2 separate regions of the Homo sapiens genome follow, and region 1 is linked to region 2. Evidence: read pairs that join two places in POLR2A ChIA-PET (ENCODE). Cell type or tissue: GM12878. All regions are shown on one strand. Each heading gives the region's core, and the rest is flanking DNA. Links, peaks and the distances in the headings are about the cores only.

Region 1 (2,979 bases), core at 172-2,671, 380 kb after region 2:
AGGATTTCAAGGGCTCATGAAACATTTATTAAAATAGGCCACAGGCTAGCCATAAAGCAAGTCTCAAAAAAATTTCAAAGACTTGAAATGATAGACATGTTTTCAGACCATAATAGATATAAGCTAGAAATAAGTAACCAAAGGATAACTAAAAAACATTTTCCCCTAAGTTTGAAAACCAAGCAATAACTTCTAAATAACCCATGGACCAAAGAATAAATCAAAATGGAAGTTTCTAAAATATCTTAAATTACATGAAAATGAATATACGGCATATCAAAATGTATGGGATGCACCTAAAGCTATGATTGGGGAAACGATAGCCTTAAATGCCTATATTAGAAAAGAAGAAAGGCTAAAAACCAATTGTTTAAGTATATTTTACAAGAAGATAAAAAAATAAAGAGCGAATGGAACCCAACAAATGTAAACGGAAGAAGGTCAATATAAAAAATATAGCAGAAAGAATTTTAAAAATCCAAAATTTGGTACTATGAAAAAGCTAACTGATAAAACAGAAAAAAGAGAAGAAACAAATAACCAATAACCAAAGGAATGAAGGGAACTTAAGGAATATTAAAAATTCAACTGATATTTTAAAAATAATACCATTGGAAGATATGAGCACATTTGTATCAATAAATTTAAAAATTTATTTAATAATAATTCTTCTAGGATATAGCCCTAGAAAAATAAAGCCTCTTTTTTATAAGAAGAAACAGAAAATCTGAATCATCCTATATTTATTAAAGCAATTGAATTCATTATTTAAAACATTCCCACACACACACACACACAAAAATCAGGGCCCATGTGGCTTGGCTGGTAATTTCTTCCAAGAGCTAAGGAGTACCATCAATCTTATACAAGTTGTTTCAGAAAACATAAAAATAGAAAACACTTCCCAATTTATTTTATGAGGACAGCAGAGCATTGATACCAAAAGCAGATGAACACCTTAAATAAAATGAAAGAAAAATCCAAAAGTATATTATAGGTCAATCTTTTATAAACATAAAAGCAACAATCCTAAACCAAATATTTCCAGACAAATCCAGAGATTGATAGAAAGGCTAATACATAATGACCAGGTGGCATACATTCCAGGAATGCAAGGCTGGCTTCATGTTAGAAAAGCAACTAATATATTTCAACATAAAGAGGTTTAGAAAAAAGAGGAGATAAGTCATATAATCACTTCAATAGAAGTAGCTATGTGTATATGTGGGAACTGGTAAGGGTTAAAGTGAGTTGGGGATATGTTTAGTTTCAGTTTAGTGAAATATTTTTAGTGGTTTGTGGTCAGCCTTGAGTACTTAATTGCCTTACCTACTGAGTACTTACTGAGTAACTAATTGCCAGCTTTCCAAAGGTAGAAATGGCTTCTAGGTATACCCTATTGCCTGCCTCGTTGATTTAGATGTCAACAAAGAGGAGTATCTAAGCAAACACGTAAGTTACTACCAACAGAGCATTGACAAAAAAAAAAAGCTGTTAATGAGTGTTCCAATTCAAAGAGCACTTAAGCTTACCATGCAACTTAAAAGGAACTGAAAATCTGCAGTTCATTAAAAAAAATCTGATAGAGATTTCCCCAAATTTGACAAATTGTGAACCTAAAGAAACTTTTCTAAACTATATTTAAAAAGTTTTGATCAAACATACTGTAACAAAGACCAATCTATCTCTCCATAAAAAATGAGAATACAAAATTGTTTTGAAGGGGCAATTCAAGAATGTCCAGCAAAAGGACATAGGAACAAAACAATGCAGGGGTGTGATGGGCAGTGAATTCATATTATTTTTCTCAAGTTTTTTTCATTTTGTAATATTTGGGGTTATTTTTTAGCTTTAAAATTTTATACTTTTCTGTAATTTATTTTCTCATTTTTAATAATTACTCATTTTAAACTTAAATTTGTTTAGTATTATTTTCTTAAGTAGAATCCCCAAAATTGAATTAAGCTTTACAAAGTACAAAAATCTGTATATGCCTACATTTACTAGTATTAAAATAACTTCAAATATTAAGGGTTATTTTGAGTAAAACAACTGATACTCTCCAACAACCATGGTGGGAATGTAAATTGGAATAATTAATTTAGAAAACTGTTTAGCAGTATCAGTTAAAGCTCAGCAACTTCACTCCTAAATACATACCCAACAGAAATATATATATATACACACACACACATATATGTGCTAAAAGATATGCCAAAAACTGTTCATAGGAACATTCTTCATAATTGCCCCAACCTGGAAACAATCCAAATTTCCATCAAGAGTAGAAAATGTACGTAAGTTGTGGTGTACTCACATGATAGAAAACCACACACAAATGAAAATTAACAAATGACTATTCCATGAAGCAACAAAAATGAATCTCATAATGAGATTTCTCAAACTTTCTTAGCTCCCTTAGTGTCGTAGGAATTTTTTCACAGGTGCCACCACACCAAAAGAAATACATAATAGTTCTGATTATGAAGTAGTAAGGTCCCAATAACTTAATAAATACTTTGTTTTTTTTTTTTTGAGAAACAGTGTTGGTCTGTCGCCTAGGCTGGAGTGTAGTGGCTCCATATGGGCTCACTGTAATGTCCACCTCCCGGGTTCAAGTGATTCTCCTGCCTCAGCATCCTGAGTAGTTGGGATTACAGGCATGCACCAACATGTCCTGATAATTTTTGTATTTTTAGTAGAGATGGGATTTTGCTACTTGGCCAGGCTGGTCTTGAACTCCTGGCCTCAAGTGATCTGCCCACCTTGGCCTCCCAAAGTGCTGGGATTACAGGCATGAGACACTGTCCCTGACCAATACTTATGTTATAATAACTTAGCGGTCATGTTAAAAATACACATAAATTGAAAGAAAAAAACTGATATTTTTCATCCTTAAATAACCACAAGAAATTACTAATAGGATTTGTGTGCCTGTTGGGCATACCAAAGCTTCTTGAATATTGGAATCAGATCGGA
Region 2 (2,868 bases), core at 46-2,545:
ATTATTTATTTAGAGACAAGGTCTTGCTATGTTGCCCATGAAGGACTCAAACCCCTGGGCTCAGGCAACCCTCCTGCCTCAGCCCACGAGATGCTCAGATTACAGGCTTAATCCTGGCGAGGCCCCATCTTCATATTCAACACTATCCAGGGGAAGAGAGAGGGTTTCTTCTGGAGACTCTTCACAAACCTCTGATTGTTTCTGTCTTATTGGCCTGAATTGGGTCTTGGGTCCTTTTCTGAAACAATCATCACTGTTTGGAAGAATGGTTTAAGCCAGTGGTCCTTAACCTTTTTGGCAGAAGGGACTAGTTTTGTGGAAGACAATTTTCCCATGGACCAGGGCAGGGGGATGGTTTCTGGGTGATTCAAGTGCATTACATTTATTGTGTACTTTATTTCTATTATTATTACATTGTAATATATAGTGAAATAATTATGCATCTCACCATAATGTAGAATCAGTGGGAGCCCTGAGCTTGTTTTCCTGCAACTAGACCGTCCCATCTGGGGGTGATGGAAGACAATGACAGATCATCAGGCATTAGATTCTCATAAGGAGGGTGCAACCTAGATCTCCTGCATGTGCAGTTCACAATAGGGTTCGCGCTTCTATGAGAATCTAATGCAGCTGCTGATCTGACAGGAGGTGGTACTCAGGCGGTAATAGGAGCAATGGGGAGCGGTTGTAAATACAGGTAAAACTTGGCTCATTTGCTCTCTGCTCACTTCCTCCTGTGCGACCTGGTTCCTAACAGGCTATAGACCCATACTGGTCTGTGGCCTAGGGGTTGAATCTGGAAAAGTATTAGGAAGGGAAATGGATGCTAGACAGCCAGTACATAATAACTGTCCACCAGAATAATCAACTGTTTATTTATGGACTACCTCCTACACGTCAGAATGGCTCTAAACATTTTACATGCAGCAACTCTTTTAATCCTAATAAAAGCCCTGTGAGGTACGAATATTTTTTTCTTTTTTCTTTTTCTTTTTTTCTTTTTTTTTTTTGTGATGGAGTCTTACTCTGTCGCCCAGGCTGGAGTGCAGTGATGTGATCTTGGCTCACTACAACCTCTGCCTCCTGGGTTCAAGTGATTCTCCTGCCTCAAACTCCCGAGTAGCTGGGATTACAGGCATCTGTCACCATGCCCAGCTAATTTTTGTATTTTTAGTAGAGATGGGGTTTCACCATGTTGGCCAGGCTAGTCTTGAACTTCTGACCTCAAGTGATCCAACCTCCTTGGCCTCCCAAAGTGCTGGGATTACAGGCATGAGCCACTGTCCCCAGCCTCCAATATTTTTTCTGTCCCCAGGTTGAGGCGACAGAGGCAGACAGAGACCAAGTAGGTGGCTCATTTGGCAAGCAGAAGTGAAGGGATGGCAGCCAAGCAGTCTGCATCCTCCAACCCTCTGGTCACAACACTGTGCCATGGTTTTTACCAGACTCAGGCTGGGAACCACAAGAAGTTCTGCTCTACGTAATCATTTCCCTAATACTATTTGCTGTAAACTGTATTTTCCCTTGAGATGCTTTTGAAAGAAGATGATGTTCCCATATTGCCCTAGATCATTCTACTTGGTTGAAAACTTTTGGGTAGTTTTTTTAATACTTTCATGCTTTTAGAATGCATGAGAAAGACAACCACTGTTTGCCTCAAATTACCCTTAAATGGCACTTATCTCTGCTCTATAAATATTTACTATCTGTTGGTGCATTGGATCTATGTTTCTAGTCTTTTGTCTGTAATGTTTTACTAGCAGCATGGCTAGTGTTGTTTTTCTTCACCCAGAGGTTTTGAAGAGGCAGAGTTTGTAGAGGGGGAAGCAGGTTGGGGGGAAGATGTCTATGAATCCCTGCTTTCTGATCTCCTTTCCTTCCCTTATATTTCCTCCTGCCTCTCTCTCTTCCTTTATCTATCTTTCAAACTAACAAATTCCCCCTTTTTATAAAAGTCTAATATGGTTAATTTTTTTTTTTTTTTGAGATGGAGTCTTGCTCTGTTGCCCAGGCTGGGGTGCCGTGGCACGATCTTGGCTCACTACAACCTCTGCCTCCTGGGTTCAAGTGATTCTCCTGCCTCAACCTCCCAAGTAGCTGGGATTACAGGCATGTGCCACCATGCCCAGCTAATTTTTGCATTTTTAGTAGAGACGTGGTTTTGCCATGTTGGCCAGGCTGGTCTTGAACTCCTGACTGAGTGATCTGCCCGCCTCGGCCTTCTAAAGTGCTGGGATTACAGGTGTGAGCCACTGCGGCTGGCTTTAATTTTTTTTTTTTTTTTTTTTTTTTTTTTTAATGTAGAAAGCACAGATGAGAAAAGGTAAGAAAGATCTCACATAGTCCCATCTTCCTCTTATCTTTTTGGTGTGCTGTTTTGCTTTTTGCACAGATACTAGATGACAACAACAAGCATTTCATAGCATTATTTTCCCTTTCAAAAGACAGCTAGAAGGTTTAAAAAAGTTAAGTATTCTTTAGCATCGTCATTTAAAATAGAGTAAATGTGCTTACGTTGCAGATGTGCCATAATTTAACCAATTCCCAGTTTGGGACAATTAAATTTGTTGCTAATATTTTGATGTTAAAACAGCTTTACTCATGAACATTTTTTGGCTAAATCCTTGCCCACGTTATCGGTGACTTCCTTAGTTTGCTGGGCAAGGATGTGTTCCCTTTGGTAAGTCATGCCTGCCTTTCCTCTGTTCACCTTCCAGGTATGGCAGTCTGCAATGTTAGTATGCACAGAAACTCATGGTGCCCTTGTGTGCCATCATCAGTACTCCAGCCCCTGTGGACTTCTGAAGGAGAGGATGCTGTGCTTCTCTTATAGGCCCAGTTCCTTTGTTTCCACATCTAGCTATGCAG

Evidence for each region. Peaks named below come from ENCODE experiments on the same cell type or tissue, not always from the same donor. Only the 100,000 strongest peaks of a DNase experiment are listed, where the experiment ranks them.
Region 1: POLR2A ChIA-PET joins it to region 2 with 6 read pairs; 1 of 35 experiments calls an interaction of 5 or more read pairs at or near these places.

What each region holds. Positions count from the first base shown.
Region 1 is chr5:160,842,029-160,845,007 of GRCh38, forward strand. The region is part of intron 1 of ATP10B (ATPase phospholipid transporting 10B (putative)); the gene reads right to left. Among named protein-coding and RNA genes, the nearest start is that of ATP10B, 8.7 kb to the right of the region's middle. In GM12878, for the core only: no CTCF peak of the experiment used is centred there; a DNase peak (open chromatin) is centred at 1,373; H3K4me3 peaks cover 638 bases.
Region 2 is chr5:160,460,910-160,463,777 of GRCh38, forward strand. No RefSeq gene overlaps it. Among named protein-coding and RNA genes, the nearest start is that of MIR3142HG, 5.9 kb to the right of the region's middle. RefSeq lists an enhancer at 1,526-1,605. In GM12878, for the core only: no CTCF peak of the experiment used is centred there; a DNase peak (open chromatin) is centred at 1,472; H3K27ac peaks cover 1,273 bases.